Regions from separate parts of the Homo sapiens genome. Here all the other regions are linked to region 3. The links are chromatin loops, found by intact Hi-C in ENCODE. Cell type or tissue: mammary epithelial cell. All regions are shown on one strand. Region 1 overlaps LOC107984543 (a long non-coding RNA gene). Region 2 overlaps LOC105369890 (a long non-coding RNA gene). Region 3 overlaps LOC105369890 (a long non-coding RNA gene). Region 4 has its middle 56 kb from the start of LINC02399.

The links. Peaks named below come from ENCODE experiments on the same cell type or tissue, not always from the same donor. Only the 100,000 strongest peaks of a DNase experiment are listed, where the experiment ranks them.
Region 1: it touches region 3 in a loop (7-fold over the local background); 5 of 110 quality-filtered maps call a loop at or near these places.
Region 2: a loop joins it to region 3, with 4 times the contacts of the local background. A loop is called at or near these places in 6 of 110 quality-filtered maps.
Region 4: a loop joins it to region 3, with 4 times the contacts of the local background. A loop is called at or near these places in 3 of 110 quality-filtered maps.

Annotation. Positions count from the first base shown.
Region 1 is chr12:89,752,364-89,760,363 of GRCh38, forward strand. All of the region lies in intron 2 of LOC107984543 (a long non-coding RNA gene), which reads left to right. It also overlaps the pseudogene MRPL2P1 and the pseudogene RNU6-148P. Among named protein-coding and RNA genes, the nearest start is that of ATP2B1-AS1, 47 kb to the left of the region's middle. In mammary epithelial cell, no CTCF peak of the experiment used is centred here; a DNase peak (open chromatin) is centred at 4,488; H3K27ac peaks cover 2,399 bases.
Region 2 is chr12:90,018,217-90,026,216 of GRCh38, forward strand. It overlaps LOC105369890 (a long non-coding RNA gene), which reads left to right. Exons shown (of 13, transcript XR_001749246.2): 8 at 3,304-3,340. Among named protein-coding and RNA genes, the nearest start is that of LINC02399, 75 kb to the left of the region's middle. In mammary epithelial cell, no CTCF peak of the experiment used is centred here; no DNase peak of the experiment used is centred here.
Region 3 is chr12:90,088,100-90,096,099 of GRCh38, forward strand. The region is part of intron 10 of LOC105369890 (a long non-coding RNA gene); the gene reads left to right. Among named protein-coding and RNA genes, the nearest start is that of LINC02399, 140 kb to the left of the region's middle. RefSeq lists an enhancer at 2,980-3,582. In mammary epithelial cell, no CTCF peak of the experiment used is centred here; DNase peaks (open chromatin) are centred at 3,032 and 3,342; H3K27ac peaks cover 1,649 bases.
Region 4 is chr12:89,887,540-89,895,539 of GRCh38, forward strand. No RefSeq gene overlaps it. Among named protein-coding and RNA genes, the nearest start is that of LINC02399, 56 kb to the right of the region's middle. In mammary epithelial cell, no CTCF peak of the experiment used is centred here; no DNase peak of the experiment used is centred here.

The DNA of each region.
Region 1 (8,000 bases), 340 kb before region 3:
CAGACTATTTAAGCCCCTGGACCTCTGAGCCTTTCCATGTCCCCTTGCTCATGCTCTCTCTACTTAGCTGTTAAAAGATCTGCTCTTGCTGCACTGTCACTCTCCACTCTCCTCCCCCTGCTCAACTGGCTTCAGTCTATCCACCATCCTCTCACCGCAGCTGCTACCACTGCTGTTCTCAGAGAGGTGTGGAGGGGTTTCCTCCTCACCACTGCTCACAGCTCTGTTTTAGGATCCCTCTGTTAGCCTGTCTCTTAGCTTACAGGCATTCTGCCAAAGAATCTGGAGCCTTTCCTAAAGGATGGGTAGAAGTGAATTTGAGTGACACAATCATATGTCTCCCTAAATGGTTTCTTCTTCCCTACTAATAATAGGTATCAATAGGATTCTACGTATCTTGACCTTCTCCTACTTCAGGTGGGATCTAAAGAAAAGGTCATCTTCCCTTTTCTTTTTGGTGGAAGGGTATTCATTGTGGTTTCATAGGTTTTCCATCTCAATATTTCTCTCAAGAACACTAGCAGGAGTGTGATGAGCCCTGGCTATCCTGATGGCCCTGTGGGCACTGACCTGCACTCTGCACTCTCTGAGCCTGGCACCCCCGACCGTTGCCACTTCTGTCCCGAGTCTGTTCCCTGCCTCCCAGGTGATGAACAATGCCCTCTTCCAATGGCCCTCTGCCTTGATGTTGCTCCCCTGCCACCAAATCCTTACTTCTATGGCCCTTAGTGCCAACTTTGTGCCTTGAAAGAGTCATACCAAGTACACAATTAAACCAGTGAAGATGAGGAAGTCTGGGGGTGAAGACCACACAGGCCAGATCTGGGTGCACGGTATTGACAGGGGCCACAAGCAACATTATTGCATGATTGACTTTTGTGTTTCTGGCCTGAGGAGGAGACCAAGTCAGGACCCTTTGAGGAGAAGGTTATCCAAGTCCACCGTGATCCCTGTAGGTCAGCAGACATAGCTCTGGTTGCTGGGGGTAGCCAGAAACACTGGATCATCACCACAGAAAACTTGCAGGCTGGAGATACAATCCTGAACTCCAACCACATAGGCCAAATGGCAGTTGCTGCTCAGGAAGGGGATGCACATCCACTTGGGGCTCTGCCTGTGGGAACCCTCATCAACAACATGGAAATTGAGCCAGGCCGGGGTGCCCAGTATATCCAAGCTGCAGGGACGTGTAGTGTGCTACTGTGGAAGGTGAATGGCACAACCGTTATCCAGCTGCCCTCTAAGAGGCAGATGCAGGTGCTGGAAACATGCATAGCAACAGTAGGCTGAGTATCCAACACTGATCATAACAAACAGGTCACTGGCAGGGCAGGTCACAACCGTTGGCTGGGCAAGAGGCCTTCCAGTGGGCTACAGCACCACAAGGGGTGCTGGGCTGGCCGAAAGATTTGGCCACTACCCTTCATGAAGAGTTATGTGAAGCTGCCTTCTGATGCTGCCCAAAGCTGATATCCCTGTATTGTAATAATGTGCCCCCCTCCCCTGAAAAAAAAAAAAAGAGCACTAGCAGGTTCTTGAGCAGCTGGAACTCTTAGAAACTTGCTGTTTTACCCCAAGTTTCCAGTATGAGTATAGTGATTAGATTCTCCTTCTTCTCATCTTTTCTCTTTCACTGGCCCTCAAGGCACTTAAAATAAAGCCATTAATATTTCATGGTAAACCTTTGTTTTTATCATGCTCACTTCAGCAGCACATATACTAAAATTGGAATAGTACAGAGAAGATTAGTATGGATGACATGCAAATTCGTGAAGTGTTATATTTTTAAAAGAATGAAATGCTGTCACTTACAGCAACATGGAGAAACCTGGAGGGCAATATGTTAAGTGAAATAAGCCAGGCACAGAAAGACAAACACCACATACTCTCATTCATTTTTGAAATCTAAAAAGTTGTTCTCGTTGAAGTGGAGAGGAGAATAGTAGTTACCAGAGGATGGGGAGGGTAGGAAGGAGAGAGAGATGATGAGAGTGATGGTCAACGTGTACACATTTACAGTTAGATAGGAGGAATAAGTTCTCATGTTCTTTTGCATACTAGACTGGAGATGACAATAAAATAGCTAAAAGAGAGGTTTTTGAACATTCTTATCACAAAGAAGTGATAAATGTTAAAAGTGATGGCCATGTTAATTACCCTGATTTGGTCATTACACAATGCATACATGTGCAATCAAAATATTACATTGTATCCCATAAATATATATAATTAGTATGCATCAATTAAAATTTATGCATAATTAGTATGCATCAATTAAAATTTATGCATAATTACTATGCATAAATTAAAACTTTTAAAAAAAACTAGTTTTTTATACTATTGAAAACATAGTTCTATGCATTTTCTAAAATGCCACCTATGCCCTTCCTATTCAGAGCCTCTTGGCTTTAACACATACTGGCCAACTTGGGACCACAGAGGAGGAGCTAAAACATGAGGGATTGGTTTAGGAGGTAAGGGGAGACCCAACATTCATGGCTCTGGGCTTCGGTCATTTGTTCTCTTGTTGGACTTTTTAAAAATAATTTCAACTTTTATTTTAAATTCAGGGTGTTTATGCGCAGGTTTATTACATGGGTATATTGCATGATGCTGAGGTTTGAGGTATGATTGATCCCATCATCTAGGTACTGTACATAGTTCCCAATAGTTAGTTTTTCAAAATTTATCCCCCTCCCTCTCTAGTGGTCCTCAGTGTCTAATAGTAAACATTTGCTACGTCTAAGATTACATGTTAATGATACCGGAGATTACACATGTGCAAGAGGCATAGCTAATGCTTCAAACAGTATAGAGATGGGAATAATTTATATAAAACAGAGAATCTGGGATAAAATCTATGTACTTATATTATAAATTTGGGATTTTTCCCTAAGGAGATGATATTTGAAGTTTTACAAGAGGCATTCATTCATTTAGTCATCAAAAATTTGTTAAGCACCTATGTAATAAACACTTCTAGGTGCTATAATAATAAAATATGAGTGAATGGCAATGGGGAGTTATTTGTTAATGACTCTAGAGTTTCAGTTTTATAAGATAAAGAGTTCTGGAGATGGATGGTGATGGTGGTTGCACAACAATATAACTGTTGGCTTTTTTTTGTTTGTTTTGTTTTTGAGATGGAGTCTCACTCTGTTGCCCAGGCTGGAGTGCAGTGGCGTGATCTCGATCTCGGCTCACTGCAACCTCTGCCTCCTGGGTTCAAGCGATTCTTGTACCCTAGCCTCCTGAGTAGCTGTGATTACAGGCACCTGCCACCACACCTGGCTCTTTTTTTTTTTTTTTTTGTATTTTTAGTAGAGATGGGGTTTCACCATGTTAGCAGGCTGGTTTCAATCTCCTGACCTCAAGTGATCCTCCTACCTCGGCCTCCCAAAGTGCTAGGATTACAGGCATGAGCCACCGCACCCAGCCATAACTGTTCTTAATACCATTGAACTGTACATTAAAAATAGTTAAGATAGTATATCTTATATTATGTATATTTAAGCACAATAAAAATTGAAAACAAAACAATAACAAAATAGATAAATGAATAAATAATTTAAAAAAACATGAGGAAACAAAAAAAGACCTTTGCCCTCTATGGAGCTCATAATCTAGCACGGGGCAATAGACACTACATATTATATTATTTATACATTAGAAGGTCATAAGTGCTAGAGGAAAGGTAGGGGGATTAGGCATCTCTAGGTTAGTTGCTGTTTTAAAAAGAATTGTCAGAGTAGGCCTCTTACTCTTTGATCAAAGACATGGAGATGATGGAATTAGCTACATAAATATCTGGGTTCCAAAGCAGTGAGAACATCCAGTGCAAAAATCCTTAGGTAGGAGCATGCCTGGCACGTTCTAGGGATGTCAAGGAGGCCAGTGTGGCTGGGACAGGGTGGGGGCAGAGAGAGATAGGTAGGAGTTGAGGTTACAGTGGTAAAGGGAAGTCAGATCATATGGGTTCTTGAGATCGTTGGAAGGACTTTGGTTTCTACTCTGAGAGAAATGGGAACCATTGCAAAGTTTTAAAAAGGAGAACGGATGATGTGACATATTTTAAAAGGATAATTATTTACAGAGAGAATAGACTCAAGTGAAGAAGCAGGGTACCTGCTTAGGAGGCTGTTGTATTAGTCTTTGGGTGAAAGATGGTGGTGGCTTGGACTAGAGCAGTAGCAGTATTCGTGGTGGGAAATGGTCAGATTTTTACATATTTTAAAGGTAGCGCCAACAGAATTTCCTAAAGGATTAGAGGTAGGGTGGAAAAAAGAAAAGTCAAGGATGACTCTAAAGTTTTTGACTTGAGCACCTGGACTGTTGGAATGACATCATGGGAGAGGCTTTGAGTGAGCAGTTTTTTTAGGGGGAAGATCAGGAGTTCAGTTTTGAACACATTGAGTAAACTCTGTTATTACAATTTGGTTTTTTAAGTTGCACAAGTGAGGGCCATGGAAAATATGAGTCAACGGTATAGTATCTTTCACATAGTATTGGCTCAGAGTAGGCGTGTCCTTTAGATGTGGAAGAAAAAAGAGGATGTAAGATTGTAAGAGCTCTGTTGCTGACTCATGTTTTTCATGACTGTCACTTGTGCAACTTAAGAAAATTAACTGTAATCATAACAGCTAACAATATTGAGCTGTTACTATGAACAAATAGATGACATGTTAACTTATGCTAATGTGTGTAATTGAAGGAAATGTTAAATTGCAGTTAGAGGGTAGTGAGATTCCCATCCAAGTTCATGGAATCTGTCTTCTGTCCTTGGACTCCAGATTGAGAACCCTGCAGTGATTTTTAGTTTACAAATACCCCTGGGCCTAGATTGTTATCCTCACAGCAGTCTTAAGGAATAGGTCAGTGAGGTTATCCCTTTCATACTCGGAAGTCGGGAGTGGCTTGCCCAAGATAAAAACATGAATTCAACTTCCAGGTTCTCTGACTTCAATGCCAACAATTTCTCAATATTCCCTGCCACCCAACTTTCACTGATCATTTAAAAACTTACAAAAATGTTAGAATAGTACAGTACAATGAACACAGCATACTTTTAACCTATTTCACTAACTGATTATTGTGCCACATTTGATTTATGTCCTTACAAACACACACATACACATACACACAAACACACACGGGAGTTTTTTAGTGACTTTTTAAAAAGTAAATTGCAGGAATTCTGTCACATCCAAGTATGTTTAACCTGCATCCCTTAAGAATAAGAGCATTCTAGAGAACCCATAAATAAAGTCACACACCTACAACCATCTGATCTTGGACAAAACTGTCCAAAATAAGCAATGAGGAAAGGACTTCCTATTCAATAAATGGTGCTGGGATAGCTAGCTAGCAATATGCAAAGGAATAAAACTGGATACCTACCTTTCACCATATACAAAAATTAATTCAAGGTTGATTAAAGCTTTAAATGTAAGACCTCAAACTATTAGAATCCTAGAAGAAAACATAGGAAACACTATTCTGGCCACTGACCTTGGGAAAAAATTTATGATTAAGCAATTGCAGCATAAACAAAAATGGACAAATGAGACCTAATTAAACTAAAGAGTTTCTGTACAGCAAAACAAAAACAAAATAAAAACTATAAACAGAGTAAACAGACAACTCACAGAATGAGAGAAAATATTTGCAAACTCTGCATCCAACAAAGGTCTAATATCTAGTATCTATAAGAAATTTAAATAACTCAGTAAGCCAAAAACAAATAACCACATTAAAAAGGGGTCAAAAGACAGAATGGACGCTTCCCAAAAGAAGACACACAATTGGTCAACAAACATGAAAAAGTGCTCCACATCATTAATCAGAAGAAATGTAAACCAAAACCACAATGAGATATCATCTCACACTAGTCAGAATGGCTATTATTAAAAAGTCAAAAAACAATAGATGCCAGTGAGGCTGCAGAGAAAAGAGAACACTTATACACTGTTGGTGGGAATGTAAATTAGTTCAGCCACTGTAGAAAGGAGTTTGGAGATTTCTCAAAGAACTTAAAAAAGAACTACCACTTGACCCAGCAATCCTATTACTGGGTATATATCCAAAAGAAAATAAATTGTTCTACCAAAAATACACATGGAGTTGTATGTTTATCATAGCACTATTTATAATAGCAAAGTCATAGAATCAACCTAGGTGCCCATCAGTGGTGGACTGGATAAAACACTATGTGTGTGTGTGTGTGTGTGTATATATATATGTATATATATGTATATATAAATACGTATATGTGTATATATATATGTATATATATGTATATATAAATACGTATATATGTATATATGTATATAGAAATACGTATGTATGTGTGTGTATATATGAATATGTGTGTGTGTGTGTATATATATATATATATATATTTTCAAGATGAAGCCTCGTACTGTTACCCGGGCTGGAGTGCAGTGGCACAATCTTGGCTCACTGCAACCTCTGCCTCCTGGGTTCAAGAGATTCTCCTGCCTCAGCCTCCCAAGTAGCTAGGATTACAGATGCCCGTCACCACACCCAGCTAATTTTTTGTATTTTTAGTAGAGATGGGATTTCACCATGTTGGCCAGGCTGGTCTCGAACTCCTTACGTCGTGATTTGCCCACCTTGGCTCCCAAAGTGCTGGGATTACAGGCATGAGCCACCACACCCAGCCAGAAAATATTACATATATATATGTACATATATATACACACACACACACATACACACACACGTATATATGTATATATGCCATATATGTATACCCACACATACCATGGAATACTATGCAACCACAAAAATAACTAAATCATGTCCTTTATAGCAATATGGATGCAGCTACAGGCCATTATCCTAAACAAATTCATGCAGAAACAGAAAACCATAAATGAGAAAGCCTATTCTCATTTATAAGTGCGAGCTAAACATTGGGTCCACATGGACATAAAGATGGCAACAATGGACACTGGGGACTACTCCGGGGGTGGAAGTTTGAAAACTTAACTACTTACTACCTGAGTGATGGGGTGAATTGTACCCCAAACCTCAGCATCACACAATTTACCCATGTAACAAACCTGCACACATACTCCCTGAATCTAAAATTAAAGTTGAAATTTGCTTACAAAATGATTAAGGATATTCTCCTAAAAAACACATCTTTTCGTACCTAAAAAAACACATCTTTTCGTACCTAAAAAAACTAATAATAATAATCCAAACCATCACCTAATATAACCTCTATATTTAAATTTCCATAACTGTCACCAAATGTCACTTATAGCTGTATTGTTTTTCTTTGTAGCAACCAGTCTAGGATTATGTATAGCATTTGAGTTTGAGATCTTTCATCTCTTTTTACAGAATAGTTTCCCACTCTTTTTTTTTTTTTTTTTTTGCTTTTCATGCTATTATTTTTTTCTGAAGAGTCTAGGTCACTTGTAATAAAAAGTGTTCCAAATTTTGTATTTGTTTAATTGTTTTCTCATAGTTAGATTTAGGTTAAAGTATTTCTGGCAGAAAGAGTACACAGGTGAATGACAGGTTGCTCCATTGTCGGTGATACTGAGTTTAGTCACTTGATTAGGATAGTTACTGCCAGACTTCTTCATTGTAAAGGTAAACTTTCTACTTTTTAATTGATAAGCTATCTGTGGAGCAATACTTTGAGTTCAAGGTTTTAGCATCCGTTGATGATCCTTGACTGAATTAATTACTACACTGGAGAGTACAGAATTCTCGTTTTCTCCCTATACTGCCTGTAGACTAGGAATCTTCTGCTCCTAAAGCTGTACTTCTAGTGTTCTGAAACCAGTGTGCTCCACTGTGGATACCACCATGCAGTGGTAGAAGGAGCAAGAGGTGAGTCATGGAATCAGATAGCAGATAAAATGGCAGATCAGGTACTAGAGATGCTGGGCATGGCATATTATTGAGAAGCAAAAGAGCTAGTTTGGTGATACTAAAGTTTCAATTCTGTATTTTTTGGGTGG
Region 2 (8,000 bases), 70 kb before region 3:
TTGTCTTTTCATAACATATTTTTGCCCCCTAATCTGTCCTCCTGTTAGTTTTAAACATGATTAACCGTTTGACATAACTACCCAAATGACAGAGTGTTTGTATTAAATACATATTACAATTTATTTTCCCATATATAATTAGGAATAATCATTGCTGCCAGAATATAAAATGACACATCAATGATAAGTAGAGATAATAGCAGCTGCACACAAGAAAATGCATCTAAACACCTGAAGATTATAATTATATCTCTCTCCCACCCCTTATGTTTGTGTCATGATGCATCTTAGGTGGCATAGACCTTAGGTAGTCATTAAAGTCACGTGAGTATTCTACTAGTATCTACTGCAAATATATAGGTATCCCTTGAGCATATGCTTTTTCAATATTGAAAAATATCAATAACTGAGATAATAGGGAGTGCATTTTACCAAAATGAGAGCTCTCCTTAGGAATCTTAAGTTATACATCATCTTTGTAATTCATTGAATTCAATTGAATACCCACTCTGTGCTAAGTACACTACTAGTCACTTTGGAGGACACACAGAAGAATCACTGCTTCCCTTCAAGAGAGTTACAATCTCTGTTGGAGGTGGAGACAGGACAAGACAGAGCAAGGAAGAACAATTAATATCACACTTGTCTAATTTTTCTAAGTTGTATAGTTTCGAGAGTTTATGTGTTGTAGGAATTTGGAGAGAGGAAGTCAGGAGGGATGTGTAGAAGATGTAAGCTTGAGCTGAATTTTGAAGGTTAAGAGAATTTATATAGGTATAGATAGGTATCAGAGACATTTCTCAATATTTATAAGTATTTTGTGGCTTAGTCTTAATTAGATTTTCTTTCTATTTTCTGAGCTATATTATGTTCTTTCATTTAACCAACATTATCTAACCTTTATAGATAACTTCGTTTTGCTTTTAAGATTCAAAAGAAGTAAGAAGCATGGCCCCTAATGTGATCAAGTTGAACAATAGAACATAGATTCATCAAGCTACTTGGCAACAAATACATGGCAAAGGACTTTGGTTTTATCTGTATTTTAACTCCATTAGTACATGGACCATATGGCACTAACTTTCCTAGCATTTTCTCAACTCACAACTCGGGAAGTATGCACAGTAGGTTTAATAGTTTTCAAACAATCTGAAAACTTTTACTGGCTTAATTTTTGGGTAAAGTGTGGCAGACAAGTTTGTCAGAGTTTGTTTTTATTTGACTTGTTGAAAGTGATACTTAAAATATAACTGAAGTGGATTAAAAGAGATTTTATAAAACCATAGATTAACTCTTTAAGTGCAAAACACATACAAAATTCTGCAGGGTGAGTTATTATTTATGTAAAGCCATAGAGTTTTGAAAGCATTTTTGAACATGATATTTTATATTTGATAGTAAATGTTATTTTGTTCTTATTGGCTACTTATATGCTTTTATCTGCAAAACAAAAATTGGATATTTTAAATCAATGACTTTATTAGAGTTATTTAAGCAAAATATCTTAATCCAGTCTTGTCTAACACTATAGCTAAAGGCAAAGTATAATTTTAATGACTTAAAATGCTTTATGACTTTGACTTGTGCTGACTTATGTAAGGATAATACATTCCTATAAGAGGTGTTATGATTAGAAACTAGTGGCCCTGATTTTATCTTTAAGCTACCTGTAGTCCTTGAGGTCTTTTGGGGGCTATTCTTCATGAGAATAGTGCCTCCAAGGTCCCTGCTCATCCAGATATCACAGGGCAGAGAGGCCTAAAAAGAGTAGACCCTAAAATTCAGGGTAGACAAAACTGTTGTTGTGAGAGCAGCAGATTAGGGCATATGCACTTCTCCAACCTGGTAGAGCTATATAGAACCTGCTATTCCTGTGCTTCTGCAAGGGGACAATCTGTAAGGAGTACTAGGAATATAAACTCTTTTTGAGAGGTCCATCATGGGATCATCTTTGTGAATCGGCACAAGTGTTTTCATGGTTCCCATGACTTCAAAACCACAGCTCATGTTGTCCAGATGTTCCATGAGAATAAAAGAAGAAAAAAAAACTATGGTTTTATTGTAGGCTCCTGCATAATCACACCACTTAGACCTATCAGGGTGGCTTGATGTCAGCCTCAATCATATAAATACTGTTATAGGAAGTAAAATAATGTGGAGCTAATTAATTAAATTATCATTGATTCAAGTCAACAAGTAACATAATACTGTTAAGATACTATGTATTGTGAGCAATATGTGGATAATAAAAGAAAAAAATTATCCTCAGAAAGAGCTTAAAATCTCGTAGGAGACATTAGGACAAGTATTTACCCACTGTTACCAAAAAAGAGAGAGAGAGAGCTATGTGCTTTGAAGTTATGATAAAGTCCTTGAAGAAGGTAGAATTACAGAAGAGAGGTGTGGGGGTGGAGGGGGAGAGATCTCACTTCTGACTTGGGAACATCAGAAAAGGCTTCACAAAGGAGGCAGAATCCGAAATGAAACAAAAAGGGTGAGGAAAGCAAATGATGTGATTTTATGATTTTGCAATCAACTTTTAATTTAATTTAATTTTTGTCTTCAGAGTTCCATTCCTGGGATTTGTTAAAAAAAAATTCCTCTCCCTAGCAAGCAGACTTAGAAAGAAAGAAAAAAATATTGCTGGAGGGTCATAAAGTAATGATTGGGCTAGGTAGTAATGCCATCCAATAATTCGCTGGTCACTAAGTATAAAAACATGATACAGATTTTTATGCTGTGAATATTTAGCTACACCTGCCACTGATCATACTTTAAGAGAGGGGTAAAAGGACGTTTGTGTATACTGCTCATTTGGTTAACTGTGAAGAGGTTTGCATTATAATTACGTGACAATTACGTGTTACATTGGTTACTGTCATTGAATCCCTTCATGCTGGAGTAGTGCTGCTGCTGCTGCCCTTGCTGTGGAATGATAATATTACAAGGCTTGGAAAGGTCTTGCACAGCCCTGTCCCTTATGTTGTAGACGTCCAAACTAGAGGGCAGGGAGAGGAAAGGTCTCATGCTTGGTAGTAGAACTCTGATATTAATTCGGTTTTCTTGAGCTCAATTTCCTAGAATTCATTCCACTGGGCATAAAATACCTCCTTCATATTGTTTAGTATATCTACATGCCTCTTAGCTACTGAAATGGATAGTATCTGTAGTAATTGTAGCAATTTAGTAACTTGCTAGTTTGATCTGCTTTGTTCTTCATAGACTACTAGGAACCAATAAATATATTTCTGAAATAACAGTGTTAATGACATTGTGACATTGGTTTTTACTTCTTTTCAATAGATTCAGATATACATGAAAATCATTTTGCATAATGAAGGTAAGCTTAAAAACATTCTTAAAGTTCTACGAAAGCCTTGATATAAAGAGCAAGGTTTAAAATTTCTAAGAAGTCTTTCTATTTGAAGCCCCCCCCGCCCCCTCTCTCTATCAGTGATTTCCTTGGTTGTTCAGGTCTAATATTGACCATAATGCTACAAGCTCAATATAATAAATTATAAAAGCAACCTCATTTTATAATTTGCTACCTACTTTAAGGTGTACTTATTTTCATACTAATGCCTTATCTGCATGTGAAGCCACATGCGAAACATGTCTCATATTGCACTTTGACTTGTATTATGTGTCCATAAGTTCACCTGAACCCTGAAACAGTCAGAAAAAAATTATTGCAGATAACATTATAGGTTACTGAGTTTAGATCTATTGAACTTCTGAGGTTGTTTTATGATATATTGTGTAAACATAAAAAGGTCACTTTACCATGAAAGAAGTAAAGACTTTTATAAAAACTTGTTTTATTGCAGTAATCTTAGCTTCATAAAAAACTCATAGGTAGCATTAAAGGGCACTGAGTTTAGCAAGGAAAGGCATTGAGGTAACCTTTGTGCTTTGTGAAGACATTGATTAGTGCCAACTCTGCCCTTTGACTTAGTAATTGAAATCTTGGCATTTGATCTCAAGTAAGTAACGTAATAAAGAAAATATGTGCATGCAAAGTTATTTATTGCATCATTATCCAAAACTATGTATAATTAAAAAAAAGTTAATATCCAATAAGATGGAATTAGTTTAGTAATTTATAGCATATCCTCTTAGCCTCATAGGATGATGGAGCCAAGAGTAACTCTAAAATTTCATTCTCAAGTATTGTTATTATAACATTTCAACAATAAAATGTGACAAAATGTAAAAATAATAGAGTAATCTGCAAAATACACATGCTTTTTGTGAGCAGTGTTACTAGTCCTGATATGCCATATCACATCAGATTTTAAATGTGTAAACTACTTTAAATTGTTCAATTTTGAAATAAAAATGAGCAAATAAATGTGCAGTTTTGATTTCAAAACTAAACAAAAGTAAGCACTATTTTTCAAAGATATTGCTAAATCGCACCATTACAATAATAATATATAAAATTGTAAACCATAGTATAAACCTAGATTATGGTGTTTGCATAATGTTGCAAAATAGTGCCTGTAAAAAACTCAATGCTGCATCTTTCATTGCTAGTAATTTCTAATTATATGCCTGGTTCCTCCATGCACTGGAGCAATACATTTACTGCTTTTGAATAAATGCAGATACAACCACATGGACAAAGTAGTTCTCACTTGGCCTCAAGTTTTGTCTCCTTTTTTGAAGTCCACCACCACAGACACAGAATACTCTAAAAGCCAATATACTTTTAGGAGGCACTTGGAAGAAAAAATGTTTCATTGAAATTTAAAAACTTCATATGAGAAACCAAGAGCAAAGCCAAGTAGGTGGAGGTGCTGAGTTTCTACCCTGAACCAGAGAATATGGAGGATTCACCACGCCTTTGGGGCAGCTTTCCTTTCCTCATGAAGAGGACTTTTGAATTCTTGCTAGGCTTAATTAAGGGAGGAGCTCTGGGAGGATTTTCAATGAAAAGCCTGAGTGTGGATGCTAGAGAGGGTCCTCCTCCTTGTCGCCCTGCAATTGAAGCCTGGAGCGGGAGATTAAGTCCCCCAGAGGGGTGAAGGGTTCTAAAAAAAGGAGGGACTGGCATGCTGCTCTGCTTCTTGTTTGGAATTCCAGAAGGAGACACCTCCCAGACTCTATATCCATGTGGGGCTGCCTTAGTAGATGGAGATGGTGATGTGCTACTTCACACAGAAGGGTCTGAGTCACCCCTTCCTCTGCCTCACCCTCAAACCCCTTCCTCCCTGGATGCATCTAGGAAACCTGAAACATTGTGCCTGAGGGGATTTAAACTATAATTGAAAACTGTGAGATGTCTGTCTGCCAGGGGTTAGTGGGGTGATTGGGAGGTGAGGCCTCAATGGTCAAGATCCAGGCTAGAGGGTCTCAGAGGATCAGCAGTTTTAGCAAGGGCTGAAGGGGAGCAGAGCAGCAAGACAACTGAGCTTTTTGAGCAAAGCTTGATGGATGCTTGAGTCTGGAGACAAAGCCCTATTACCATCTGTCTCCTGGGCTAAAACCTAAGACCTGGAGGCTGAACTACACAGGCCAGGCCAGAGGAGGACTCTCAGACCAGAAGCTCCTGCCCCTAAGCCAGGATGATACATAAGCCCTGAGAATTTAGATCTCTTCTAGCAGAAAGGAGAAAGGCAGCTGGGTGAGGATGGAGAGGAGCAGTATTCCTTTCCCACCATTAGGAGAAAGAGGGGTTTTTGTCCTAGGTTATTCTAACAATATAGAAATTTATGTTTTTATTTTTGTTCAGCTGTCTTTTTGTGCCTCAAGAAATAAATACCTGCTAAAGCCATGGTTTGTGTATATATATATATATATATATATATATACATGTGTAAGTCTCGGAGAGAATGAGATTTTATTAGTGATTTCTTGCCCTGGGAAAACACATTGAGGCCTAAATTATAGTGGATCAGGGATGGATGAACCAGTGGAAAGGATACGGGGGAGTAGATGAGACTGGGAGAAAGAGGGAGCTTAGCAGGATGGATAAGATCTTGTTGGTAATCTCAAATTCGGTTTTTATCCAAACAAGGTTGTAGCCCTGGAAGCCAGGGAGTTGCTGGAAATGTGTCTGATCTGGGGTAAATCGGGGTTGGTGTGGTGTAGAGGAGCAAGCAACCTGTCTAGATAGCATAGGGCCCGGATATAGGAATTCAAGAGATTCAAAAAAAAGATTACAGGCCATGGTATTTGAGGCATATTGCCTAATGGTTTATTTTTATGATTTGTGTTTCCTACAAATGCCAGGAATGCAATTGGTTGGCTCCCGGGCATTTGGAAGGAAATATTTGCAGCTGGTTAATAGCAAAATAAACAGTTGCAAGTATGCTCTGCAATTGGATGGAGAGAGGGCTGACAGGGACAGAAAGGGGAGGCTAAAAAGAGAAGTATGGGATGCAGCAGAGTGTTGCCGGAACAGTGGAAAGTTTAGAGTCGAATGCGTCTGGGTTGAATCTGAGGAATTCTGTTTACTTACTGTATGTGGCCTTGGGCCAGTCAATTTTTCTCATCTGCAAAATGGGGATAATCACATTTACATTGCTGGGTTTTGGTAAGCATTAGGATTATTAGGATTATGTGTATAAAGCATGTAAATCCTTCTCTGGCACCTATCCAGCAGGTGCTTGGTAAATGATAGTTATCAATAGAAAAAGATATATTTATTTTTTTCTGGAGGGGGACTTTTTTTTTAATTACGTCTTTTTGTTTCCTTTGTTTCTTGTGTTTTTACCTATTGTATTAGTTTTCTGTGGCTGCTGTAACAAATTACCATAAATCTAGTGGTTTAAAGAATAATTTTACTCTCTCACAGTTTGAGAGGCCAGAAGTCTAAAATTGAGGTGTTGTCTACCTCCAGAGTGGGGAGGGGGAGAATCCTCTACTTCTTCCTCTGGTGGTGGTTGGCATTTCTTTGTTTGTGGCTGCACCGCTCCCTGCTCTGTCTTCATAGTCTTCTCCTCTGAGTGTCTGTGTCTAATCTCCCTCTGCTTCTCTTTTTTTTTTTTTTTGAGACAGAGTCTCGCTGTGTCACCCAGGCTGGAGTGCAGTGGCGTGATCTCGGCTCATTGCAAGCTTCGCCTCCCAGGTTCACGCCATTCTCTTGCCTCAGCCTCCCGAGTAGCTGGGACTACAGGAGCCCGCCACCACGACCGGCTATTTTTTTGTATTTTTAGTAGAGATGGGGTTTCACCGTGTTAGCCAGGAAGGCCTCGATCTCCTGACCTCATGATCCACCCGCCTCGGCCACCCAAAGTGCTGAGATTACAGGCATGAGCCACCGCTCCCGGCCTGCTTCTCTCTTATAAGAGTCCATGTGATTGCATTTAGGACCAACCCAGATAATACAGGATAATGCTCCTGTTCAACATTCCTAATCAGGTCTTCTGCTATATAAGGTAATGCTCACTCTTTTTTCATATAAAGTGATAGTCACAGGTTCTGAGGATTAGAAATGGAATATATATTTGAGGGGCTATTTTTTTTCTGTCTAGCAAATCTTTTTAAATATTTTAAGAAAATTTTATAAAAAATCCAGCCTAACAAGTAAGGTTCTAGAAAACAGTTTGACTTTCCTTTAAAGTGGGCTGAGGAAATGGTGCGCATGGAAATGGGGAACTTAGTTTTCAGATTTAAGAAAGGAAGCCAAAAGATGAGCACCTGAAATAAAATACCACCATTTGGAAAAATGAGAAGAAGATTTGAAATAATGATGATATCTTTTAAAAATGCAGTATCATTTACTTTCCAAATTATTCCAACACATTTAGCTCTGCAGTGAATCCCTAGAAATCAAATCTTATTTTGCTACTGATTTTGACTATATCCTTGGAATTATCCATCTGTGGAAAAATCTTCTCTGTGATCTTAACTGAAACTGTGTTTACAAAGAGCTGGGACCCTTCTCATAGCATTGTTATCAGTTCAGACACTGACATTCTGAATGTTACAGTGCTTTTCTTGTGCCCTCCTAAAAATTTCCCCAAATTATAGAAGTGCCTCCTTGACTGGGGAAT
Region 3 (8,000 bases):
CTAGTGAAAAATTGGAGTGAAGAATGTGCTTAGCTTTGTCTGCAAACCTTTTTCCTATGAAAATATTTATCCAATAGAAGCTAGAGGACAGGTGGAGCTTTGAGTTCTATTCGTGCTCTGCCGGGATTTCATTAGATTTAGACTTAACTTTCATTTCCCTTGACTGATTTTAAGATGTATAAAATTGCTCTGAAGACATTCAATGACAGCCAGCCTCCTTAAAAGATGTGTTTAAAAGTGGAAGACTTACACAGTTGCAGGACATAAGAAAACAGAAAAAAAAAAGGGAAGACCATGATACTCAACAACTTAGTGAACCCAAGAAGCATTTTATGGTATGTACTCCTTGAGAGAGGTTAGGTTATGCTGCAAACATACAACCCTCAGATATTGTTCACTTAAAACTGAAATGGTTTCTTGCTTTCCACAGATAGTTCACTGTGCTCTCTGTCCTTACATCATTGTTTTCCGTCCTTGCTGATTCAGCCATGATCCAGAATGCTGCTGCTTAGTATGGGAGAGGCAAAAGCGCATGTGGCAAGGCGCACCATGATCTCTTCAAGCTTCTGCTTGAAAATGACACTTAACATCCATTTCTTAGCCCAAAAAAATAATACGGTCACACGTGAATTCATCAGGATGAGGCAGTACCATCCTAAAGTAATGGAAAACGTATGAAAATTAATATTTGTGAACAGGCTGAGACCTCAGGTACCCATAAAAGTCTTATTCATTATCAATTCCAAATCAATTCTCAAATGTAATTATTAGCCCTTACTCTGTGCTCACCTAGAGGGCCTTGATTTATAAAAAGTGTATATAAGGCTTAGTTGTTCAACCAACATGTCTGCCTGAGACCTGTACAGGAGATGGTACTTTGCTGGACCCTGACTCTAAGGCAATGGTACCCCTATCTATGGTGCATCTGCAGACAGACTAGCGCTGCCGACAAGAGGACCCAGGCAAGAATGAGCTAGTAGAATTTGTGGATGGATATCTTTTGTTTTTAAATTTTACTTTAAGTTCTGGGATACACGTGCAGAACATACAGGTTTGTTACATGGGCATATGTGTGCCATGGTGGTTTGCTGCACTTATCAACCCGTCATCTAGGTTTTAAGCCCCACATGCATTAGGTATTTGTACTAAAGCTCCCCCTCCCCTTGCCCCTCAACCCCTGACAGGCCCCGGTGTGTGATGTTCCCATCTCTGTGTCCATGTATTCTCACTGGTCAGCTCCCACTTATGAGTGAGAACATGTGGTGTATGATTTTCTGTTCCTGTGTTAGTTCGCTGAGAACGATGGTTTCCAGCTTAATCCATGTCCCTGCAAAGGACATGAACCCATTCTTTTTTACAGCTGCATAGTATTCTATGGTGTGTATGTGCCACATTTTCTTTATCCAGTCTATCATTGATGGGCATTTGGGTTGGTTCCAAGTCTTTGGTATTGTAAATAGTGCTCTGATAAATATATGTGTGCATGTGTCTTTATGGTAGAATGATTTATAATCCTTTGGGTATATACCCAGTAATGGGATTGCTGGGTCAAAGGGTATTTCTGGTTCTAGATCCTTAAGGAATTGCCGCAGTGTCTTTCACAATGGTGGAACTAATTTACACTCCCACCAACAGCGTAAAAGTGTTCCTATTTCTTGTGGATGGATATCTTAAGCCAGCCTTAGCAGTGATGTGGGGATTATAGAAGAGGTGAATTTCAATAGGTGGAAGACAATTGGACATTTTCTAAGTAAAAACTCAAGGTAACTGGATGCAATTTCTTTTCTTTCTGTCTCTCTCTCTTTTATTTTTATTTTTATTTTTTTGGGATGGAGTCTCTCTCTGTTGCCCAGGCTGCAGTGCAGTCGTGGGATCTCCACTCACTGCAAACTACACCTCCCAGGTTCATGCCATTCTCCTGCCTCAGCCTCCCCAGTAGCTGGGACTACAGGTGCCTGCCCCCACGCCCGGTTAATTTTTGGTATTTTTAGTAGAGACGGGGTTTCATCGTGTTAGCCAGGATGGTCTCGATCTCCTGACCACATGATCCACCTGCCTCGGCCTCCCAAAGTGCTGGGATTACAGGCGTGAGCCACTGCACCCGGCCTCTTTTCTCTTCTCTTTTCCTCTCTTTCTTTTTGTTTTCTTTTTTTTTCTTTTCCCTTCCTTCCTTCCTTCCTTCCTTCCTTCCTTCCTTCCTTTCTTTCTCTTCCTTCCTTCCTTCCCTTTCTTTCTTTTCTTTCTTTCTTTCTTTCTTTCTTTCTTTCTTTCTTTCTTTCTTTCTTTCTTTCTTTCTTTCTTTCTTTCTCTTCCTTCCTTTTAATTTCTTTCTTTCTCTTTCTTCCTCTCTCTCTCTCTCCCTCTCTCTCTCTCTCTCCCCCCCCCACCCTTCCCTTTCTTTCCTTTCTTTTGACAAGCAGTCTCACCCTGTCACCCAGGCTGGAGTGCAGTGGTAAAATCATAGCGTACTGCAGCCTCAAACTCCTGGGCTCCAGTGATCTACCCACCTCAGCTTCCTGAGTAACTGTAACTTGATGTGCGTGTCACCATACCTAGCTAACTAAAATATGTCGTGTTTTTTTTTTTTTTTTCATAGAGACAGGGCCTCACTCTGTTGTCCAGGCTGGTCTTAAACTGCTGGCCTCAAGCAATCCTCCCAACTTGGCTTCCCAAAGTGCTGAGATTACAAGCGTGAGCCACTACGCCTTGCCTGGATGCAATTTCTAATTATGAAAATCAAAAAAATCTCTTAGGGTCACAAAAAGAAAAGTCAGATTTATTGAAATACTGTGTTAAGTTAGAGTTTACTATTTCTCTTAAAAATTTACATTTCTCCTCCCCATTCACCTCTTCTCATGCCATTGTACATCCTTCCTTGCACTTTCCAGGAAGCATTTAAAGTTTTTCAGCAGTCTGCAACCAGTAATCCTGTTTCTATTTATAGGATTTTAAATCCTGGCTTCAAAGGTACTCAGGCAGTAGACTGAGAAGATTGTGGGAGTGTGGAGGATTAGCCTTAGGCAGCTGTATGACAAAGCAGTCTATTCACTCCAGATAAGAGTGAAGGAGGTTGAGACTTATAATTCATTTCACTTACATCTGTCTTCTAGACCCCTCCTTAAACAAAAGGGGGAGAAAATTGTTCATTCCCGCTTTCTGCGTTTTAACAATCTCTTTTATTTCTGCTCTTGGGAGGTGGAGAAAGCCACTACTGAATGCTGTTATCCTGAAGTGAGGCTGAATTTTGCCCACTCCAAGCAACTGCACTGCTAGGACTTTATGTTGCATCATAACCCAGCCACACCCAGTGATGCATCGGTGATTGCACCCACACCCAGTGGGTGGGAGAATGACTTCCACATCCTTTAGCACCTTGGGAAAAGTCCTCAATTTCTTTAAACCACAGAGTGGAATGACTCACAGGAGACATTTCCATATCAGCAGCCTTCCAAGACCTAACCATAGCTCTCTGACTTTCTGCATTTGGTGTCAAAATGCAAGTCCCTGTGCTTTGATTGATTGAAATGCAAACCCTAGCTTGGGTGCTGGATTAGCTGTATATCTGATTTAAATTCGCACTAATCCTCTCCTGGGATTTCTTCTTTTCCTGGGCACTAATTTGGTAAGGATGACAAGTGGGCTTAATTATTTCCTGTCTAAGGAGACTCTAGGATATGTACCTGTATTAAGTAAAAGAGAATGGCTTTGTATTTAACCTCTTTAAAGGAGCAAATGAATGCGTAATGTCAACATTTTTGACACCAAAATTTCATCTGAGGAATAGAATAGAATATAACACATTTTCATGGCTTCACGTAGTGATGGCATAAATTAAGCTGACTAGTAACCTAAGTCTAAAATGAAGGTAATTATGAAAATGGCCTGTGCTCTCAGTTACTCAGGAGGCATAGGTGGGAGGACTGCCTGAGCCCAGGAAGTCAAGGCTGCAGTGAGCTGGGAAGGCACCAGCACACTCTAGCCTGGGCAACAGCGTGAGACCCTGTTTCAAAAATATATATATTATAATTTATACATGATATAATAATATATATAATATATAAAAATATATAATTATTATATAATAATATATGTAATATATAAAAATATATAATTATTATATAATATATATTACAATTATATATAATAAACAGTTTAGCCGTTTGTCTTTAAATATATATTATATATAAAATATATATTATATGTTATATATGTTGTATATAATATATAAAATATACATTATATATTATATATGTTGTATATAATATATAAAAACTATATAAATATATAATATATAGTATATATTATATATAAAATATTAAACTGTTTAGCCATTTGTCTTTATATATAAATATATTATATATAACATATATTATATTATATATCATATATGTTATATATGATATATATCATATATATGATATATGATAGATGATAGATTATATATTATATATGATATATAATAAATATTATATATCATATATAATATATATAATATTAATATATAATATAAATATATAATATTAATATATAATATAAATATATATTTATAATATATATTTATATTATATACAATTATATAAATATATAATTGTATATAATTATTTATATAATATGTAATATAATCTTATATATATAATTATATATTATATATGCATGTTATATATAATACATAACATATATAATATGTATATATAATATATATTTATATTATATATAATATAAATATAAATTTTATATATAATATGTATATAATATATGTATATAATATTTAATACATATAATATTAAACAGTTTAGCCATTTGTCTTTTTATATATATAATTTATATATTTATAGAAATTATATATATATAATTTACATATTTATGTAAATTATATATATAATTTACATGTTTATGTAAATTATATATATAATTTACATGTTTATGTAAATTATATATATAATTTACATGTTTATGTAAATTATATATAATTTACATGTTTATGTAAATTATATATATAATATACATATTTATATAAATTATATATATACTTCATATATATAAATTAGATATATATAATTCATATATATAAATTAGATATATATAATTCATATATTTATATAAATTAGATATATCTAATTTATATATATTTATAAATTATGTATATAATTTATATAATTATATTAAATATATATATAATTTATATATATTTATGTATATTAAATATATATATAATTATATATATTTGTATATAAATATATATAAAAATTATATATAAATATATATAATTTATATATTAATTTGTATATATATAATTATATATATAAAATATATAATTTGTATATATTATTTTATATATTTATATATATTATATAATTTATATATATTATATTATTATATATATTGTTATATATAATATAATTTAAATAATATATATTATATATATAAATTATATATAGAAATGATATATATAAATTATATATAGAAATATATATATAATTTATATATTATATATAAATTATATGTAATATATATGTATACATTTATATATAATATATAATTTATATATAAAGATATACATTTACATATAATATATATAATTTATATATATAAATATATACATTAATATATATAATTTATATATATAAATATATACATTTATATATATAATATATATAATTTATATATATTATATATAAAGACAAATGGCTAAACTGTTTAATATTATATAAGATATATATTATATATATAAAATATATATCTTATATATTATATGTATTATATATAAAATATATATTATATAGTATGTATTTTATATATTATATATAATATATATAATATATTATATAATATATATTATATATAATATATTGTATATTTTATAAGATATATTATATATAAAGTACATAATATATTATATATAAAGTATATAATATATAAAATATATATTATAGGTATAATATATATTATATAAAATATATATTATAGGTAAAATATATAATATATAAACTATATATTTTAGGTAAAATATATATTATATATAAAATATGTGTTATATATAAAATATATATTATATATAAAAATATTTAATATATATATTTATATAAAGACAAATGGCTAAACTGTTTAATATGGCCAGCATGGTCTTGTAGAGGATGAGCTATTTACAATTGAGTGAACCCTTAAGCTTAAGTACTCTAAAACCCTATATATTAATCTATCATAGTAGTTTTCACAGTATTATAAAGGTATATTTAGTTGTTCTCTCTTACCAGATTGTAAGCTAATGAAAGTGTGCATTTGTTATTATTACTATTATTTTATAGTCTAATTATATCACTGTGTTGTATTTAATAGACATTCGAACAGGGAATTACTCCTCCCAAGAATATTCTTCCAAGGTAAGAACCAGAGTCTTGTATATGCCCTTAGTCTTTGAAGTTTCTGGTTTATATCTTACATGTACATGCATAATTGAAAGACAATTTATCTGAAACTCATTCCTTAGATTATTACTAAAGTTTGTAGATCAAGATTGTAAAGTCCTTCTCAGATAACTTTTTGTTTCAGAAGTGAATCCTGGTCTAGTCTACTTTGAAGGTAAAACCTTATATAAAAATATGATCATACTAAAAACCTAGACAAATTTTTAGTATGATGAAATATTTCTAATCTCCAACAGATGGCCTGCTTATTTGAAGTGTTATTTGGTAATAACAATAGCTAACGTTTACTGAGTGCTTACTATTCCACATTTTAACTTATTTAACCCTCAAAACAACCCTATTGTGTAGATACTGCAGTTTCCCTCCTTTACAGATGGGAAAACTGAAGCAAGGAGAGATTGGCCATGGTCTCACAGCTGGTAATGGGTAGGTCAGGGATTAAAATCTAGCAGTCTGAATTCTGCTACACTTACAGTGTAGTCCCTCTTAACTTTTACATTATTACAGAACAATAGAAAAAATAACACTCCACACAGATCATTGGAGCTCATTAATATCATCATCTTTGATTTCACCCAGTAACATTTTAATTTAGATTTTTGAAGGTTAAGGCACTGAAATATTAGTTTGGGGCCTAAAGTAAGAACACAGATAAAGACATTTATATTATATTTTTATTTCTCTGAAGTAAAGCTCTTAGTAATTGGTGAAATTAGGTATGTTTTGGGGGTTAGAGAACTCTTGAAAATAATTTCATTGTGAGTATCTCTGCTGAATATCAAAATAGTAAGGAAAGTCCTGACATAAAATAGAGAAGTTTGAAGTTGATGATCTATGTTTCATAAGGACCGCTTGGTTTGTGCCTTGGCTTAGCTAGGAACTTCAATGCAAGGTTTTCAAATGTGTTGGGCACATTTTACATATGAGAATAATTGAGTTTTGGATTAACTGTGGTTTAAAATGTATAATCACATAGTTTCTATAATTTTTTAAAAAGTTAACAATTTACAAAGATCAAAATGTTGTAGCCAAAAAACTAATTCCTCAGGAATGCTGGAAAGAAATCTGCAAAGATTAGAGTGTTATGTTCAGGGTAAGGTGCTTTCAGTGCAGGGATAGGTTAGGCTGCTGTGAATTTCCAGAGTGTCCACTGGAGAATGGGGCTGAGATGCAGAAGATCACTGCAAAGAGCAGATATAGGTTCAGATTTTGTGAAGTCTGAAGCTTTTATTAATAGGAGAGGGACATCATTAAAAACAAAATATAAATTTTAAGTGCAAATGACAAGAGTAGTTCCTAAGGCCTTGGACAGGGCATATATGAGGGGAATGGATGCTCTTGAATCTTAAGGTAAATTCACCCCCTGCAGATTTAGAGCTTGGAAATGGATCATCATGGAGGATGAGAAAATCATCTATCATTGTTCCAGTCCTTGAAGTAGAAAGGAAGCCTCTAAACTATGTGTCAAAGCCCTCATTGAATGGCAGTGGCGGGGGTGGGGTGGGGTGGTGAATAAATGGTAGCTTTCTACGTGGAAAGAACAAGGAAGGGAAAGAGGACAATCATAGTAATGTC
Region 4 (8,000 bases), 200 kb before region 3:
TATTGAAATATTTTAACAAAATGAGAATGATCATTCATGTCCTGAGGGAAAATTGCCATTCCATTCTAGATGAAATTCCTATTTTTGAGAAGTGCAAATTTGCTAAAGTAGTACATTCATCCAAAATTAGCTTGTAAAATGCTTGCAATAAGCAACGTCTCCAGCTCATGGTCAAATGGCATTTTGTACGAATATTCAGTAATAAGATATCTTACATAGGTTAAAGTACAATTATGAAAATGTCTTCTATTTCTTCAGGATTTCATTACCATGTTTTGCAAATTTAATATCATATCTGAGCTGATATGAGCCAAAAAATAATATATTTTTGTGCCTGGCAAGGATACTCAGCTTCTGTACTTGAGAACCAAAGGAGGTTGTCCTCAAAAATATGTGAGATTTTTTCATGGGGTGAAACACTGCTGATGCCGTGATTGATTACCAGCCACATAACTTAGCAAGTCAAATGAGAACTTTTTATTAAATACCTATGGTGTGCAAAACTCCAAATGGTAATAATTAAATTACATGATATTGGTTTAACAAAGAAGAAAATTGAAAAAAAAAGCTAGTACAGTGGGTGACACACAGTAAGAACTAAATAAATATTAGTTTTCTTCCTGACTTTTAATGGGGGAAGGAGATTGAGATAAAGAGAAGTAGAAAGAAGTTCAATATTCAAGAGAAGACCTGCTGGTTTATGTGTTCTCAATGTCAAGAATGGAGGAGCACTGACCTGTCTCCTTTCTTCCAGATCCATTGGTAAATCAAGATGCAAGTTTACGAAATGACCAGTCTGGCTTCGGGGTATGGTAAATGCAAACCTTGAGTTCTTTCATGGGAACTGAGTTCATCATCTTGTTCTCTCTAGTCCTAGATATATATTATAATATATTATATATTTATACTTATATATGTAAGTATATATTATAATATATATTTATATCTATATTTATACTTATATATATAAGTATACGTATTATAATATGTTACATATAGGACTAGAGAGAAAAAATTCATATATATATGTATATATATATATATGATTATATATATGATGAGAGAGAGTCTCACTCTATTGCCCAGGCTGGAGTGCAGTGGCACAAACATGAATTACAGCAGCCTTGAACTCCTGGGCTCAAACAATCCTCCTACCTCAGCCTCCTAATTAATTAGTACTACAGTCATGCACCACCTTGCCCAGCTATTTAAAAAAAATTTTTTTTTTGTAGAGATGGAGGTCTCGCTATGTTGCCCAAGTGATCCTCCTGCCTTGACCTCTCAAAATGCTGGGATTGTCAACATGAGCCAACCACCATGCCCAACCTCTAGTCCTGTGTTTTAATAGAGCTGGAACACAATGCAAATGAGTATCGATTTAAAAATTTTTAAATTTAACCCTTTGGTAGGCAGAACCACTGTAGTCCTCTCCCTCCTAACAATTATACCTAGGTGGCCCACTATGCTTTCATTTGGCAGAATCTGTTGGAGTATTATTTGGGCTGTTTTTACATTTATAGAGTTCAAGGTAAATCCCAAGCAGGGTTATAAATCACAGGAATTTTCAAGCCTACATGACCCTTGATTTTTAAATAGCCTCAAGATTCCCTAGGCCCCCTCGAAGTTAGATTCCAATATGGGTAATTTGAGAAATTCTCACTCTGTTCCTGCCTTGAAGAAAATTCAAAAGCAGTGAGTCAGCTTCTTGGGTCTCTTTTGGGATTGAGTCAACCAAGGGAAGGTACTTCATACGCAATGAGATGACTGCCTCAACAATAAAATCTTTGATTTGTTTTTCTTCCATATATATGGATAGATATATTTGGATAGCGTGATGGATCGTGAAGAGGTGGAGTCTTTTTCCCTTCCCTTGATACTGTGACATATTTTGGCAACAGCATGTAGTAGAAGTGATGTTGTGTAATGTTAACTCTTGGAACCCTGTGTGAATCTCAAGTAACATGGAAAGTCCGCTGGAAGGAGAATGGAGGTGTTTCAGTCAACATTACCAGCTGAACTTCCAACAACATGTGTGTGCCATCTTGGATTCTAGCTCAGTCTGGCCTCTGGAGGAGTGGCCAGGCTGATTCTGTTGCTAGCCCTAGCCAAGAGGACATGAAGCAGAAGAACTGCCTCGCTAAGCCTAGTTAACCCACATATCTTTACAGACAAAACAATCATTGTGGGTTTTCTATGCTACTAAGTTTTAGAGTGGCTTGTTACACTGATCAAAACACATAGAGACATTAACACTCTCTTAAAGTTTGCTTTGAGCCCAGTGGCACTTATTTGTAAAATGTCTGGCTTGGGGATATCTGTGCTTTTGAAACCTCTTTTCTCTAAATGTAATTATTTTGAGTGTATAAAAATAAAAGTTGGGGCTGTGGCAGCAAAAGCACCACACTTAAATCACTGGAGAAGAGGTGAAGTCAAATGTTGTGAAGACTGTGATTGGTATTGGGGAAGAGGGGTGTATATTTGTGGGAAAAGGTGGCATCAATACTATCTGGTCACTGTAACATGCCAGTACCCCCTAGGGGAAGCTCTTGGACTTCAAAATTCTGCCGAGATTTTTTGAGTTGCATGAGTAAGCCTTCATTCTTTTATTATTTTCATATTGAATTAGAAGCTTTTTTACATAAATATAATTTTCTTCAGCATCTGTTGATTTTTTTGGACCATGAAATTTAGCAGAAAATTAAAAGCATGAAGATTTACATAGCATAATGCTGAGTTATGCAAGTTTGAAATAAAACTTTATCTAATTCTGTCACAAAAATCTGTTTTTTAGAAGCATAAGGCCTGACAAGCTCTCATTACTCACATCCATATTTGTGAATGCCACCTCACTCTCCTCTCAAGATGATTCTGTTGCTCACCAGTTTGATGGGCCAGTAGAAAATGCATTTGCCAATAGCCTGGGTCAGGTGCCAGTTGCTTTTGGGTTCCTTTGACTGCCACGTCCCTTCTGGAGACGAAACATTGCTAAGGAATTAGCAGGAGTCAGGATAGAGTCAAGGTCAGGAGATAACAGACATAGCCTCAACCCTGGTGAAAATTAGCAGAGTTAACCTTGGGAGGCAGGCATTAGGTAAAAGGTCAATAATATGACTAGAACCATTCAGGCTGGTGTTGAATTTTATGGGTCCTCAGTTCTCTGTTTATTTTATGGCAGAGTAGTTATCAGGTTCCAAGAGAAGAAACTGGTTGGAAAGCTGGTAAGGTTGTTGTTTAGCTCCAAAGAAGGAAGGGTAAAAGGCCAGATCTCCAGGGTACTGTCATTTGGTGTAGGGCATTAAGCCAAGAGTTCTGGTGCTAAAGTATTAGGTAAAGAAAGGACAGGTAATAAAGGGAAGTGTTAAGTGTCAGTTCAAGGGAAGCAGGCAGAGAGCAAGAATGTAATTTGCATAAAGGGATGGCTACAGAAAGACTGATAGGTCAGGTTTGGGAAGGGAACCTTGGAAAGATTCTTGGGGGCAAACTGGTACAAGTGGTGGGAGAATTTTAAATGTGTGTATGTGTTTTTCAATAAAACCTGTGGAAAAAAGAGGAAGCACTAATAAGTACCAGAAAGATCACTGGATTAAGAATCGAGAGGCCATAGCAAAGACTTGGAACCAACCCAAATGTCCAACAATGATAGACTGGATTAAGAAAATGTGGCACATATACACCATGGAATACTATGCAGCCATAAAAAATGATGAGTTCATGTCCTTTGTAGGGACATGGATGAAGCTGGAAACCATCATTCTCAGCAAACTATTGCAAGGACAAAAAACCAAACACCGCCTGTTCTCACTCATAGGTGGGAATTGAACAATGAGAACACATGGACACAGGAAGGGGAACATCACACACCGGGGCCTGTTGTGGGGTGAGGGAGGGGGGAGGGATAGCATTTGGAGATATACCTAATGTTAAATGACAAGTTACTGGGTGCAGCACACCAACATGGCACATGTATACATATGTAACTAACCTGCACGTTGTGCACATGTACCCTAGAACTTAAAGCATAAAAAAAAAAAAAAGAATTGAGAGGCCAACAATGCAGACCTAGATTAGAGGCTAGCTAGCCAAGTGACCTTTAGTGAGTCATTTTATGCCAAGAAATCAATAGCAAAATGAAAGGACTGATTGTACCAACAATTGATTTTAGGTGTCCACTTTCTGCTAGAATATGTGCTGTGTGCCACAAAGGGGAGCCTTTGGGACAACTGGCCTATAAATTATGTATTCAAATTCTAAACAGAATCCCATCCTTGTTATTATTGGAGTTTTTCTGTATCTGAAATTTAATCTATTTGTGACTCTGTATACTTCTTTTATTTTCGTCTTGAACTTATAAGTCAGAGTTTATTTTCATGGCTGGATGGACTGTTGACTTCTAGTCTATAAGAAACCATTAGAAAATCAGATGTCTGTGGTTACTGACATTAGAAATATGGAAGCAACTCTTGTTCTCACTCTGGACCCAGATTATTGGGTGTGGGGAAGAGCTTGGGCATAGTGTCCTTGAACCATCCTTTATGAACCAAAATAAGGTAGGGCTTCATGAGTGTGGGCAGGAAATGAGGGTTTACTACTGGGGGTTCAGAGAGTATGAACTTCAACTCTGTTTCTTGATGCTCAGAGAGAAGGGATTTCTTTGAGGGCAAAAGACTATTGATCTTTTGCTAAAAGGCACAAATGTCTGCAGGGCAGAGGCCATGCTATGTTAGAGTTCCTTAGTAGCTCCTTTAAATGTGCAGGGAAGAGAGGACAATTGTTTTATATAGACTAAAAAGTATATTGCCCTACAAAAGTTATAGTATAAATCTTTGAAGTTATTTGTCCTCTGAGGGGCCAAAAGTATTCTGCTTTTCCCTCTCAAATGCTGCATAAGAGTATTCTGGGATGTGTATAATAAACAAAAATAGTAGAGTCCAGTTTCTTCTTCTCATCCATGGAGAGGATAAGAAAGTTGGCCCTAGGCACAGATAAAATTTTGCTTTTATAGTTAACAAATATACCATCAGTCTTAGCAACATATGATTCTGATTAGGTTACTTAGAATCATCCTAACATCACCACCATTGTTGCAATTCCAGTAAAGTTACTTACTTCACACCAGACCTTGTGCCTAGTACCAACATACTGTAACTCATTGAATGACCCCAGGAATGCTATAAGGTTGGTATGATAGCCCTTATTTCATAGATGAAGATTCTTCAAGTTACTGGATAAATGCAAAATATTTAACACTCAGTCCCACAAGGTCAGTGGCTGATCTGAAGTGGTGCACAGATACTCTAGTGTTAACATGTTGAAAAATTTAGCCCTCATATTCTCCTGTACTCTTTTCTTGGTTAAAACCAATTCTTTCCTCAAGTCTGTTTAAATGTTACTTCTTCAAAGAGGTATCCTAAAGGGCTGGGCTGGAGATCCCTCTGCTCTGCCCTCATAACACTGTCTCTGAGTAAAGCCAAGCACCCCTATAATAACTTATATATTTAGAGTCTGCATCCTCACCAGAGCAATAGTCTTTTAATCAGGCCTCTCATCCTATATCTCCTTGCAAAAGGGGTGAACAGATTTATTTGGCCATGGATGGGGGCATCTATCAACTATCTGCAAGTTTAGACAAGTTTAGCTAAATTTTGCGTTGTCATTATATATAGTTACAATGTAAAAATATATATATTCTCAATTATGTTGGCACTAAATCATGGCCCTTTAATTGTCATGGGTTAATAAGACTGGAACAGAGGTGAACACAAGTAAATAGTGTATATGTGTCAAGTGAAAATGTTATGTCACATTGTGCCACATAAATGAAGATTTATAGATTTATAGATATATTAAAAAGATGTGCTGGTGATAGCACAATTTGTTAGGGCAATGGAGTATGTTGTGAGTTAATACTGTTTTCAACAAAATATCATCTATTATACTTAATTAATGAGGCTAATTTGAGTTTTACTGGTGTTGAAATTGTGTATTTGTTTTATAATTCTGATACCTTTTTATAACTGTTGATATGGTTAGGCTTTGTGTCCCTGCCCAAATATCAAGTTGAATTATAATCCCCATAATCCATGCATGTCAAGGGAGAGACCAGGTGGAGGTAATTGGATCATGGAGGCGGTTTCCCCCATGCTGTTCTCAGGATAGTGAGTGAGTTCTCACGGGATCTGATGGTTTCATAAGTGGCTCTTCTCCCTTTGCTCAGCACTTCTATCTTCCTGCCACCCTGTGAAGAAGGTGCCTTGTTTCCCCTTTGCCTTCTGCTATGATTGTAAGTTTCTTGAGGCCTCCCCAGTCATGCTGAACTGTGAGTCAATTAAATCTCTTTCCTCTATAAATTACCCAGTCTCAGGCAGTTCTTTATAGCAGTGTGAAACCAGACTAACACAACCATATAAGAGCTGGATATATAATGTATTAATATTTAGTTGTATGCTAATATATTTTTATTTATCATTGTAACACAATTAATTTAGGTTAGCACTAGTTCTCTGGGAGAACTTGTTTTTTGTCCATACGAATGAGACTTACATTCTGCAAGTCTGAGCAACACTAGATGAGACAGTAATGTCCATGAAGACAGGACTTGTGTTTCTCTTGTTCACAGCTGTATCTCTACAGCTAGTAGACTGCCCACTGCCCAGCACATTCTATGATCTCAATAAATACTCAGTGAATAAATGGGAGACTAAATATTTCATCTTCTTACTGAACTCTTTCTTTTCCTAATTTGTTTTCCTATATGAATTCCATTCTCTAGGCTTCACAGTGAATCAATATTGGCCTATCTGACCTTTTTTTTTCCTTCCTGCTTACTTAATGCCATGCCCTGCATTTCATCTGTTTCTGACAGCACCCTTGGTAATTCCCAGTTTGCTATCAGTCTTTCTGGGCCAGTCTTGCAGAACTCCTAGCAAAAAATAGACATATTGCTTTATAAAATGAGTCATCTTCAGTCTCTTTTTCATACCAAACATTTTTAGAGTATTTTGTAATATGATTCAATTTTTCAAAAATTTCCAGCAACTTTCAGGAGCACACCTTAGTGTGAACATGCTTAGGACATTACAGCTGATGAAAACAGGATGTAATAACACAAGAGATTTCTTTGACACCAAGTCATTTAAACCCCAACATAAGAGATGAAACAAAATAGCCTCACTTTTAAATGTATTAATATTGAGATACATTCTCCAAATATTTTACTAGGTAACAAAATGTTAGGAGAGACATATAATAAAAGCTAGGCAATGTTTTCAAACGAAAAATGTTCTCTCCTTTACTAAGCTGCTAAAATAATCTGCACTGATATAATCACTTGTGTCTCTATAGAGATAAAAGGATGTAGAGATAAAGTCACTGAACTTGCATTAAATATTGCAAGTGTGTCACTTATTCTAGACAATTTCTTTGGGTCTCTAATTTCACAGGGTTGTTGGAAGGTTTTTTTTTTCAGCTGGAAAAGGCTATATTTATTTTACAAGTTTTGAAAATAATGGTTAAAATCATTTAATTAGCTAGCTGGTAACTCGACTTGCTACTAGCTGTTTACTTTAAAAGTAACCATCTGGGGCCCAGGCAAGGTGCGTTGTGCCTGTAATCCCAGCACTTTTGAGTCTAGCAGTTTAAAACCATCCTGGGCAACACAGCAAGACCTCATCCCTCCAAAAAAAAAAAAACAAAAACAAAAAAAAACGCTGGGAGTGGTGGCTCACACCTGTTGTCCCAGCGACTGAGAGGCTGAGGTGGGAGAATAGCTTGAGCCTCTGCGGTCGAGGCTGCAGTGAGTCATGATTATGCCACAGCACTCCAGCCTGGGTGACAGAGGAAGACCCTGTCTCAAAAAATAAAAGTAACCATTTGAATTGCTTTCCTACCATTTCAAATGGATTCAATAATTTTACTTGGCCTGCATGACTGTCACAGAGATGGCCTAAAGGTGAAGTGTACTATGGCACCCATTTCACTGGGTTTTATCATTTAGTTGGAAT